2 separate regions of the Homo sapiens genome follow, and region 1 is linked to region 2. The links are chromatin loops, found by intact Hi-C in ENCODE. Cell type or tissue: MCF 10A. All regions are shown on one strand. Each heading gives the region's core, and the rest is flanking DNA. Links, peaks and the distances in the headings are about the cores only. Region 1 overlaps OR10J5 (olfactory receptor family 10 subfamily J member 5). Region 2 overlaps LOC101928264 (a long non-coding RNA gene).

Region 1 (5,392 bases), core at 318-5,317, 240 kb after region 2:
TGTGATTTTTGTGCCCATAGGCCTGATATTTATCTCCTATGTCCTTGTCATCTCTTCCATCCTTCAAATTGCCTCAGCTGAGGGCCGGAAGAAGACCTTTGCCACCTGTGTCTCCCACCTCACTGTGGTTATTGTCCACTGTGGCTGTGCCTCCATTGCCTACCTCAAGCCGAAGTCAGAAAGTTCAATAGAAAAAGACCTTGTTCTCTCAGTGACGTACACCATCATCACTCCCTTGCTGAACCCTGTTGTTTACAGTCTGAGAAACAAGGAGGTAAAGGATGCCCTATGCAGAGTTGTGGGCAGAAATATTTCTTAATGGATTGGATTATTTCATTAAGAGACCATTAGCCCAGTGTAGTGTGTCTACTCACAAACATGCCACAATACACAAATTCATCAAATATAATATTTGTTGAGAATACTGTCAAAGAATAGAAATGCTTGTCTGTTTAGTGTTCTAGGCATGGCAGAAAGCAGGATTTCTGCTCTGGTGAATTTTGTTACCAGATACAAGAATCACTCCAAGCTGGATTAAGACTACTTGTTTCTGTGCTTGAAGATTTCAGTTTTGAAAGCTTTTTGGCTCCCATTTTACCTGAACTCTCTGACAGTCAAATCTTTGAGCTTGTCTGGTTAGGGGATGTGGAGTAGAGACAGTGGGAACATAGGTGGCAGCGGTGTTAGGGAAATAAGCCGCAGAGACACCAACCTTTATTTCTCTCTGCTTACATAAAAAAGAAAGCTTTCATTCTCAGGAGTCAAATAATATTCCATGTGACAGTCATTTTGTAATTATATCTTAATTCTTGCGGATTGAAAAATGAACAGCTTTGAAAAAAAAGTCTCTTCTTTTATTATCCAGCTGTATTCGCTCCTCAAATAGTGTTCATTTCTATGTGTATTCCTTCCTTCTGTGCAACCAAGGCAGAAATCTCTGCTGTTCCCTAGGGGATAAGCAGAAAGAACACATACTGGTGGCTTTTCTCTGAAACTACATTTTTATCCAGATGCACTTTTCATGAAGACTCGTCTCTTTTCAACTTATGGTAGCTTTTTAGATTTTTAATTTATATGTAGTAGCTTCAGTGACATTGAAGTTGTTGTCTTAGATATTGGTTATACTAATTCTAGGGTCCAAGGTAAATGCCATTAACTTCCATTCTCTCAGCAAACTGTGCAAGCTTCATATTTCTCCAGATATTTATTTGTAAAATAAGCATAACTGTGCTACATTATTGTATACCCTCAATGGGAAACATTGTGGGAATATTTTGTTTTATGAATCTTCCCACCAGAGTTTATCTCTACTCTGAGACAGAGCTGGAAGGTACTTTCTAAGAGACACAGGTATGGAAACATCTGTTTTCACACACTCATGACATCTACTGTTGTTCCATCCTCAAGTCAGTTCCTATCTCTTACTCTCGAGTTTTATTTTTCTGTTCCTAACCACAGAAATAGGGTTAAGTGTCTTTTAGGTGACCTGTGATCTTCTCTGTCTTCTACAGATCCCTTTGTGAGGAGGTCACAAACTGGAGGTGAAGGGTCTCTGCACAGAGTCCCCTTGATCCCCAACTGGCTGTCCCAGTTGGATAACATCACAGCTGATAGCAGGGTCTCCCTACTGACCAGCCTGATATCCTTCCCAAAAGATGTCTCAACCTGAGGTTCATAGTTTTCTAGAGGGTGCCTGGGCGGGTGTCAGAGGATTTTTGAACTTTTTTGAAATTATTCACTACATTTCTAATATAGGTATTAATGTGACCTTTTCATCATATTCTTAGAGAATTAATTCTGGCATAAGTATTTCTTCCCTCAAATCCAAACAGAAATATGAGACCAGATCCAACTTTCTTCCTTCAGAGACTATTGACATCCACAATATCCTTACACCCTCTTAAATAAGGATCCTTTGACCTGGTCCAGTTTTGCCTATATAGGCATTGCTGTTCTTACACTAGTTAGAGAATATGGAAGGTATGGGTGGTTCTCAGCTTGGAGGTTGAGGAATAATGGGTTATGGGGGAATATCAAAGGCCAAGTGTGGTCTTATTGAAAGTTTTTCTGTCTTCTTCCATCCCTTCCTGTATTCCCTCCTGTATTCCTTAAGTATTTCAATACTATTCCTGCTCCTCCAACACTTTGTAGATGAGTGAATACCCCACTAGTGTTTGTTGTTTTACATACTTTGCATGGATTTAGACTCACTAGAGAAAGCAGCATCTACAGGCAAAGTGCAATAGCATAAGAGTGAGTAGGTTTATGTGGTCACAGGTCCCTCCTGGAGGATGAATTAGGAAGAGTGAGTCATTTTGTTGCTGCTTCCTATTGTCTATGCAAAATGCTTATATTGATAGTAAATGTGGCATTATTTTCACTATCTCAATTTTTTTTTTTTTTTAATAGTGAATCTTTTTTTTTTTTTTTAATTTTTTTTTTTTATTATACTCTAAGTTTTAGGGTACATGTGCACATTGTGCAGGTTAGTTACATATGTATACATGTGCCATGCTGGTGCGCTGCACCCACTAACGTGTCATCTAGCATTAGGTATATCTCCCAATGCTATCCCTCCCCCCTCCCCCGACCCCACCACAATTGTTTTTGTTGTCTTTATTTGTTGCACTCATCCTGAGTGCATGATTATTCCCCAATGTCTCACTCTATCCATACTCCTTTATTTTTCTTCCTTTGTACATTTCAAATACTTTTATTATTTTAATATGTTTTTTGTTAAGCTCTTTTATTCACCAGAAACATAGTCATAATATCAGATATTTATTAAATCTATTTACCTTTTTCAAGCACTATGTGTCAAGCAATTAACTATCTCTGGGGTTACAATAACGACTAATGCAGATATTCTGTTTCATGTAATTCACAGTCCAGGGGGAAAGCAGACAAAATAACAAGAAGTACAAAAACTTGCTAAAGGCACATGCACAGGATTGTTGTTTGGGTCAGAGGCATTGTTCAGAAAAGGAATCTATTTAGAAGGTCAGAAAACATTCATAGAGAGGTGATATTTAATTAACTTTTTGTGGCATTGGGTCATCTGGTGTCTGCAAAGGATGAGGGAAGATGATAAGGGAAAGAGAAGAGTCTGACAGAGACACACTAACCTGAAAAAGGCAGAAGTGTTAGTTGGGCGGGTGTTTTATTCACCTGTATGCCCATTGCCCTGTTGAATACTAGTCTGGCAAAAAGTAAGTGCTTAATATACCTTTGCATAAATGAATGTGTGAACATCTATTGAGTATAAAGTCTTGTCCAAGGGTTTCCTCAGGTGTATTTTTTGATAGATACATCTTGTTATATTCTTTCTGTTTGTCTGATAGACTCCTTTTACCTAAAATCAAGTAACAGAGAAAATAACAGAGTACAGGTGACAATCCTGAGTGCATACTTGAAGTTATTTGCCTTCATTGCAGGATTGCCTAATAGACTCAGCTGACTATTTATCATATATTTACATTAGTTAGTCACTTAAAATTGCACACTGGATTAATATGTTTTAGCTATAAGCAGGACCGTTATTTTGATAATCTTTAAAATAATTGCTTGATAGCTTGACATATAAAATCAAGAGTTAAGACATTTAAACATTTATCTTTAGGAAAATTATGAAAAGACTATTATGGATCTTATAACTTCTGTAAATGATTTTTACAGTGTTGATTTTGTAACTTCTTTAGAGAAAAACTAGTTTTACCTGATATCCTTTTACATTCATCAGTTGTAACCTATAATGGATTAGAGGAGACGATGGCTCCATCACTCCCAACAATGAGTGGAATAAAACATTTTATTGATGGGTGCAAATGTTTCTGGGAGAGGAGAAAGCATGGAAGTGGGCAGGAGAGATAAACTTAAGCCAAGGATAAGCAGGTAGTATGTGTCACAGAGAGCTTAACTTTGAAAATGACATATTTAAAGGGTACAAGAACCTAAGTTAGTTTTGTTGTGCCGCTAAGGTGTGAACACAAGTGTGAGTGTGTGTGGTGTGTGTGTATATGTATACATGCATGCACATGTATATTTTTGTGGGAGGGTGCTAACATTTAAAAGCTTTAGGTATAATGGGCATTGCGATAAAATGCTTTATTTGCATTATTTCATTTAATAACGATCTTTAATGTTTATATAGCTCTTTAGAGTTTACAAAGGTCTTTTGTGTTCATCATCCCGTTTGATTCTTATAACACTCCTGTAAGGTACTAGTCCCACAGTTTTCGGATATATCCATTGCAAATGGTAGTTTAAATTACTTTTCCAAGGTCATATTCATTGTTAGAACTAGCAGTAGGACTAAAATAGAAGTGAGCCTTAACTACAAATCTAGTAATTGTGAATTCCATGCTTTTTATTCTTTGTCCATTTTTATTACCTCATCCATTCATTCAAACACACGTGTGCATGTGCCTGCGTGTGCATGCACGCACGCACACACACACACTGTATTAATTCTTATCAGAGAATAAAGTACAAAGAATAAACTTTATTTCTGAGATCCTAAAACTTCATTTCACTCAGAATTGATGAACTTTTTCTAAAACGTTCTAATTCCTTCCCTGACCCTGTAAATAAAATATATTGATGATCATGAATGTATTTTTTAAAAACGTTTACCATGGGCACTTAACTGTATCTTGTGTTGTGGTTCAGTGATATTGTCAGTTGGAACTGAGCTTATATAATCTTTGCTTCTGAATTAAAAGATTCACATATTCCAGTATTTTATGAACTTTGTGTAGAATTGTATAGTTTCTGATTCTTTAATTATTTAGTTTGTTACTTCAACAAATATAAAATGCCTGTTCACTCTGAGTATCAGACACTGGGTTAGGCACTAGGAATGTAGAGATAAATAAGGCCCTAGTCTTGCATTGAGTAGCTAACAATCTACTTGCAACCCATTTCAGTGCAGTGTGATTAATGCAATACACGGAGTACTGTGAAGACCCAGAGAAAAAAATTCCCAACTCAATTGGTGAATTTCATCCTTGCATGTATTTGTAGCAGGTCAAGGTAAATGAGTTTGACAAGTTCAAGAACTTTATTCTAGTAAAACTTCATGAGATTAAGCCTACTCAGAGATAGCAAGTGCCCCCAGGTTAATGAATCCAGAATCTCTATAATTTATCATCCACAATTTTCAGTATGTAATTACAAAATGCTCAACATTGGGGAAAAAAACAACATTGTGGCCCCTATCAAGAGAAAATGAGTCAACACGTCAACCCTAAGATGACTCCATTCAGTAGTCAGGAACTTTAAAGTAGCTAGTGTATATAGGCTCAAGAACTTATAGAAAATTTTCTTATAATAAGTAAACATATGTAGAATCTCAGTCAAGAAATCTAGAACTGAAAATTAAAATACGTGAAAT
Region 2 (5,392 bases), core at 69-5,068:
GCCATATGTCAAGGGTGCCATATGATGTTTTGTCTTGGGCCCAAGGGGCCTCAAACTGTAAGGAAAAACCCTCTCTGATGGTTTCCTGGCTCAGACTTCTGCAATTAACAGGACTTCTGCAACTAACCACCTTCTTGTCTGCCCACATACATGATACTGACCTTCTTTTATTCTCTCCTCTGTACAGAGTTACCTGACCCTCAGGAAGATTTAGGCTTTTTTTTTTTCTCCCATCTCACCTTGTATAAATATGTCTTCTCAGTATAGTAATGTCATTGGATTGAGGATACTTGTTTGCAGAGGAGGCAAGAATGCGTTGTTCCGTTTTTGAATTCCACACATCTAATATGGAGCCTGAGCCACAGGGCTCAAAATGTTAAGTAAACAAATGAATGGGAAATTAATAAGAAGAATGCATTGGCAAGACCGTGAAGGTACATTTCTAGGAGTGAATGTGAGTCTGTCGGACCATGTGGCAATGTGTATTTGTAATTCTTTTTAAATGCACAAGTTTGAGGACTGTGTTGAGTATTGGGTAGTATCTCTTTGAAGTGTATTTTTTACTTGACTGTGCTTTTAAATAAAGAATGGCTGTGTCAGTATGATCTTGGCTATGTCTAATTACTATTTTTGTGAAATGGGACAAATAAAGCTTGTTCTTTATAGAGCACTGCTCTTGTAGTGTGCATGTGTGTGATGGCTTGTGTATTTGAGTGCTTTGGAGGGGCCGTGTTCCTGGAGAACAATCTATTGACACTGATGGTGGGCTGAGTAGTAAGCTTAAGAAATTTCCCTGACTTCAAGGAATTTACAACATCCTTGCGGGGGATTTAGACTCTGATGTAATTATTCTCAGGACATATAATAAAGTACTAAATTGCTCATCAAAGACAATCAGATAATACATATTAAAAAGCTAATTGTGCAGTAAAAACAAGTGCAAAAGAAGTCAGTGGGGGAAAGATAAGCTTGAATTGGAACTACCAGAAATGTCTTATGAAGAGAGGGATTTTTCTTTCCATTTTGTCTACTGTCCAATGAAAAGCTCAGCAGACCCAGCAATCCCATTACTGGGTATATACCCAAAGGAATACAAGTCATTCTTTTATAAAGATACATGCACCATATGCTTATTGCAGCACATTCGCAATAGCAAAGACATGGAATCAACCTAAATGTCCATCAGTGATAAAGAAAATGTGGTACATATACACCATGGAATATGATACAGCCATAAAAAGCAATGAGATCATTCCCTTGCAGGGACATGGATGGAACTGGAAGCCATTATTCTCAGCAAACTAACACAGGAACAGAAAACCAAACACTGCATATTCTTACTTACAAGTGGGAGCTGAATGATGAGAACACATGGACACATGGGGATGGGGAACAACAAATGCTGGGGCCTGTCTGGGGTGGGGACTTGGGGAGGGAGAACATCAGGAAGAATAGCTAATGGATGCTGGGCTTAAAACCTAGGTGATGGGATGATCTGTGCAGCAAACCACCATGGCACACTTTTACGTATGTAACAAACCTGCACATTCTTCACATGTACCCCTGAACTTAAAAGTAAAAAATAAGGCTTAACAGAACATTTTTTAGGGCATCTCAGCTTCCCTTTTTCCAGCTGATAAGAATGTTTTGACTTAGTTCTTGTTCATATTGAGGCCCCAGTCCCCTGTTTGGCTTGATGCTAGTGGCAATTAGGGGTGCAATTGGAGTCAGAGAATTTCTTCCTCCAGGTAGGTCCCTGTGTTCCACCAATGCAAAGGATTGCTTGGGTTCAGGTTCCTGTGGCCCTTGGACTACAGTCAGAATTCTCAGTGTCCTCAGTGTTCTGATTTTTTAATGTCTAAACACACTTCACACCTAAGATCTGATAATCTGGAAACTGAACCTAAGAAGAAATGGTATGGCAGCTAGCTTCCAAGATGGTACCCAATGAGCCATTTCATGCCTGTGTAGTGCTTTTCCACATTGATAGGGCTGATTTTTGCAACCAGTAAGATATTGTGTAACTGGTGGTGTGTGACTTCCTAGGCTGCATCATGAAATACTTAATTTTTGCCTTGTTCTGTCTTGGAAAGAAGGCCTGCCATGGGAAGCTTTGGGAAGAAGCCAGCTGCCATGTTGTGAGAACTCTCAAGCAGCTGTGTGGAGAGATCCATGTGGTGAGGAACTGAAGCCTCCTACCCACCATCAAGTCAGTGGCTCACTACTGTTGCAGTGAATTCTCCAGCCCATGAAGACTTTAGATGATTTACCCAACATCTTGATTATAGCCTCATGGATTCCCTGAGCCAGAACAACCCAGCTAAGCCTCTCCTGAATTCCTTACCTACAGAAACTGTGAGATAATAAATATTTATTCTTTTAAGCCATCAAATTTTGGGTAATTTATTATGCAGTAATATGTAACTAATATAGATAAAAATATTCAGTTTGAAGGAAAGAAGAAAAATAACTTACAATAAACTCAAGAAATAAAATAAAATTAAAACAAAGGTTAATTCAAAAAGAAAGAATTATACTGTAAGCAGTTGTGGTCTAAGTGTGTGTATGCAGGAATGTTGTGATAGATCAATGCAAATTTTCCATATTTGGAGAACCATGCTGTCTGTGGGGGAACCAACCAGAGTAGTCTGGGCATGAGTTTTGTGTGTGTGTGGTGTTGGAGGTATAGGTTGCTGTGGTATTTGTATGGTTAGAGATGATATACAAATTATTTAATGATTGGTCATGGCACAAGAAACAAGCAATTAAAATGGAACCTCTACCAGAACCATTACCTGCAAACAAACAGTGAAGCTACCCTGGTGTCAGTTGGATGTGTGTCAGCTTTGGGTGTAGAGGCGCTGAAATGGTCTGGGGTGTGGTCAGATTACCTTGGACATTTTAATATAGGTCTTTCCACAAGATGGCACTGATAGCTTTTCCTTGTTTCTCTTTTTTTTGTCTTGTTGAAAAATTTGTGATTCGTATACTGTTGCAGAACATACCATAACTGAAATCTCCCAATTTACTAGTTGATTTCTTGTACTTTTGACAAGTCAATTGCCTTTATGGCATTTAAAATTATGGTGTTTTTTTCTTTTTTTTTAGATCATCCCAGGAGCACATTAAAAGTTTAAGTTGGGGTGTTGGGAATGCTGCCTCACATCAGATGCTATCATCATGGGAGCTGGAGATGGGGAGGGAGGTGGGGACTAGGCTTTGGTTTTTGAAAAGCCATTCAACAAAGGCAGGTGAGAGTGGAATCAAGAGGGAGCATTCAGTTAGGGAAGAGGCACTTCTGTGATCAAAACCATGTTGGTGGACTCTCTCACTTCTTCTGTTTACGCTGCCTCGAGCCTCAGCTGAGCCATAGCCTGGCTGGCACTTTGATATCAGCCTGAGGAGACCCTGAGCTTAGGTTCAGCTAACCTGTGGCCAACTTCTGACCTACAGAACTGACATCATAAATGGTGTTTCTTTAGCCATTATGTTTGTGGCAATTTGTTATGCAGCAATAGAAAACCAATATAGTTGCCTTTATTTACTTTATTTTCTTATCTTTAATATGCTCATCACAGCACTAAACCTTTGGAGTTTCTAAACTGGTGTATTGCTTTTTTTCTTTCCCCTTTGTTTTAAGTTTTTCGGTCTCTAAAACTATAGGCCGCATAGGTTCATTTTCCAGTGTAGATGCAACAAATATGATGAACCAATGGAACTCACAAACTGTCAGCATCTGGTTTCGTTTTGGCACCTTCTAAACTCCTGGCTGCTCCCTCCACCACCTTTAGACCAGTGCTTCTCAAGGTGTGATCCACAGTTGATGTCACATGGGAGCCTGTGATAGATGCGGAATCTCAGGCCCCCCGACCTGTGAGATCCTCAGGTGGCTCATAAGCACACCTATGACTAAGAAGCCCTGGTGTAAGACTTGTTTGTCCTGCAGCTCTGTTTTTCCTTTGGTCATCGGCAGCATCCAGAAAGTGGTCTGGTCACAGAGGTAGTGAGTTGATCTCCAGGTGTCTCTTCTCTGGAGCTGAGAAGTTTTAGCTGAGCAGGGATATGGGTGGAGGAGCTGATCAGCAGAGGGAGAGGCCTCAAAGGGGCCTAACTGGCCTGGGTGAAAACTTGAGGTCAATTAGAACCACCTAAGAATCCTGGATTAGAACAACACATTGGCTTTATCTACGGGTTAGAAAGATGTCCAAGAAAAACAGGCTTAATGTACATGTACCTTTCCTGTTTTTTGTTCCAAGGAAGGGCTTGGTTTCCAGATTTCCTTTCTAGAGGAATGCTTGAAACATTGCTTCCTACTCTACCTACCTTTACGTTAGTTTCCAGGCAAGGCAAAAAGTGCCCCAGTCATTATCCTCCAATTTAAATGTCTCTAGCCTCCCTGTAGCTTAGGGGAAAGAAGGCACCATGGACAACCTTTTTTCACACAAGCCCTCCTTTCCCCTCTGTAGCAGACCTTCTTCCCACCCAAATCCCATCCCCCAAAACCTCCTTAGGACCCATCATCTCTGTGGATCCCTGGACTGGCCTCCTGTATTCCGGCCTCTACACATTTCCCCTCTGTGAACCTGCAGAGACTTTTACAGAGCATGGATGTTACTTTTCCAGTTCTTCAATAACTCCTTATTGTCTTCAAGAACAAACCCCCAAGATTTATAGACTGGTATATCAAGCCCTCCAGGATGAGGCCTCTTGCTTTTTCCTTCAGCCTCACCTTACCTCATTCCTCTGCAGAAGTGTTTGTCTTGTCACAATGAACAATGTGTAGTCAGTCAGAGGAGCAGAGCTCTCCTATGTGCCTGTGCCCATGCTGTGCCTTTTTCCTGCCCTGCTCTTACCTTTGGCCTGCAGCAACATCTCAACTTCCTTAAGTTTCACTTTGGGAAAAGAGACCACTTTCTCTAGGAAGCTTTCCCTGCTCCAATTCATGTTTTGTGTCCCTCTTCTGAGCTTCTGCAGCATGTGTATTAGAATATTTATGACATTATATATTAAACACATATTAAAGCTTTTATTGCTATATTATAATATGTTTATTGTAAAAGCATTAAAACACATACACATGCAAAATGTTAAAAATCATCACCTATTACCTATTTATATTAGTTGGTGTTTGATTAGGAAAGGAGAAGCCATTCTATGCTCTCCTAGTATGAAAGGAAGCAATATGAGAAATTCAAGGTTTACATACCTGGCAGGTGGGCTGAGTAGCAAAGGTACCAGATGATCTGAGCTGGTAACATCTAAATGAGATTCTCTTTAAGATCTTGCCTGGAAGCAATTCCACTGTAAGTCTCAGGAACTTCCGGGAAATTCCCACCAATGATCTCAGACTCCAGCACTCATGTGGGGGGATCCCAAGAAATTCACCTGGACG

Evidence for each region. Peaks named below come from ENCODE experiments on the same cell type or tissue, not always from the same donor. Only the 100,000 strongest peaks of a DNase experiment are listed, where the experiment ranks them.
Region 1: it touches region 2 in a loop (19-fold over the local background); 1 of 110 quality-filtered maps calls a loop at or near these places.

Annotation. Positions count from the first base shown.
Region 1 is chr1:159,530,005-159,535,396 of GRCh38, reverse strand. OR10J5 (olfactory receptor family 10 subfamily J member 5) reads left to right here. Exons shown (of 1, transcript NM_001004469.1): 1 at 1-319. The coding sequence ends at 319. Among named protein-coding and RNA genes, the nearest start is that of OR10J5, 3.3 kb to the left of the region's middle. In MCF 10A, for the core only: no CTCF peak of the experiment used is centred there; a DNase peak (open chromatin) is centred at 2,276.
Region 2 is chr1:159,773,457-159,778,848 of GRCh38, reverse strand. LOC101928264 (a long non-coding RNA gene) reads left to right here. Exons shown (of 3, transcript XR_922193.3): 2 at 188-434; 3 at 2,094-2,392. Among named protein-coding and RNA genes, the nearest start is that of DUSP23, 4.8 kb to the left of the region's middle. In MCF 10A, for the core only: a CTCF peak has its summit at 2,914 (motif pointing right); a DNase peak (open chromatin) is centred at 2,898.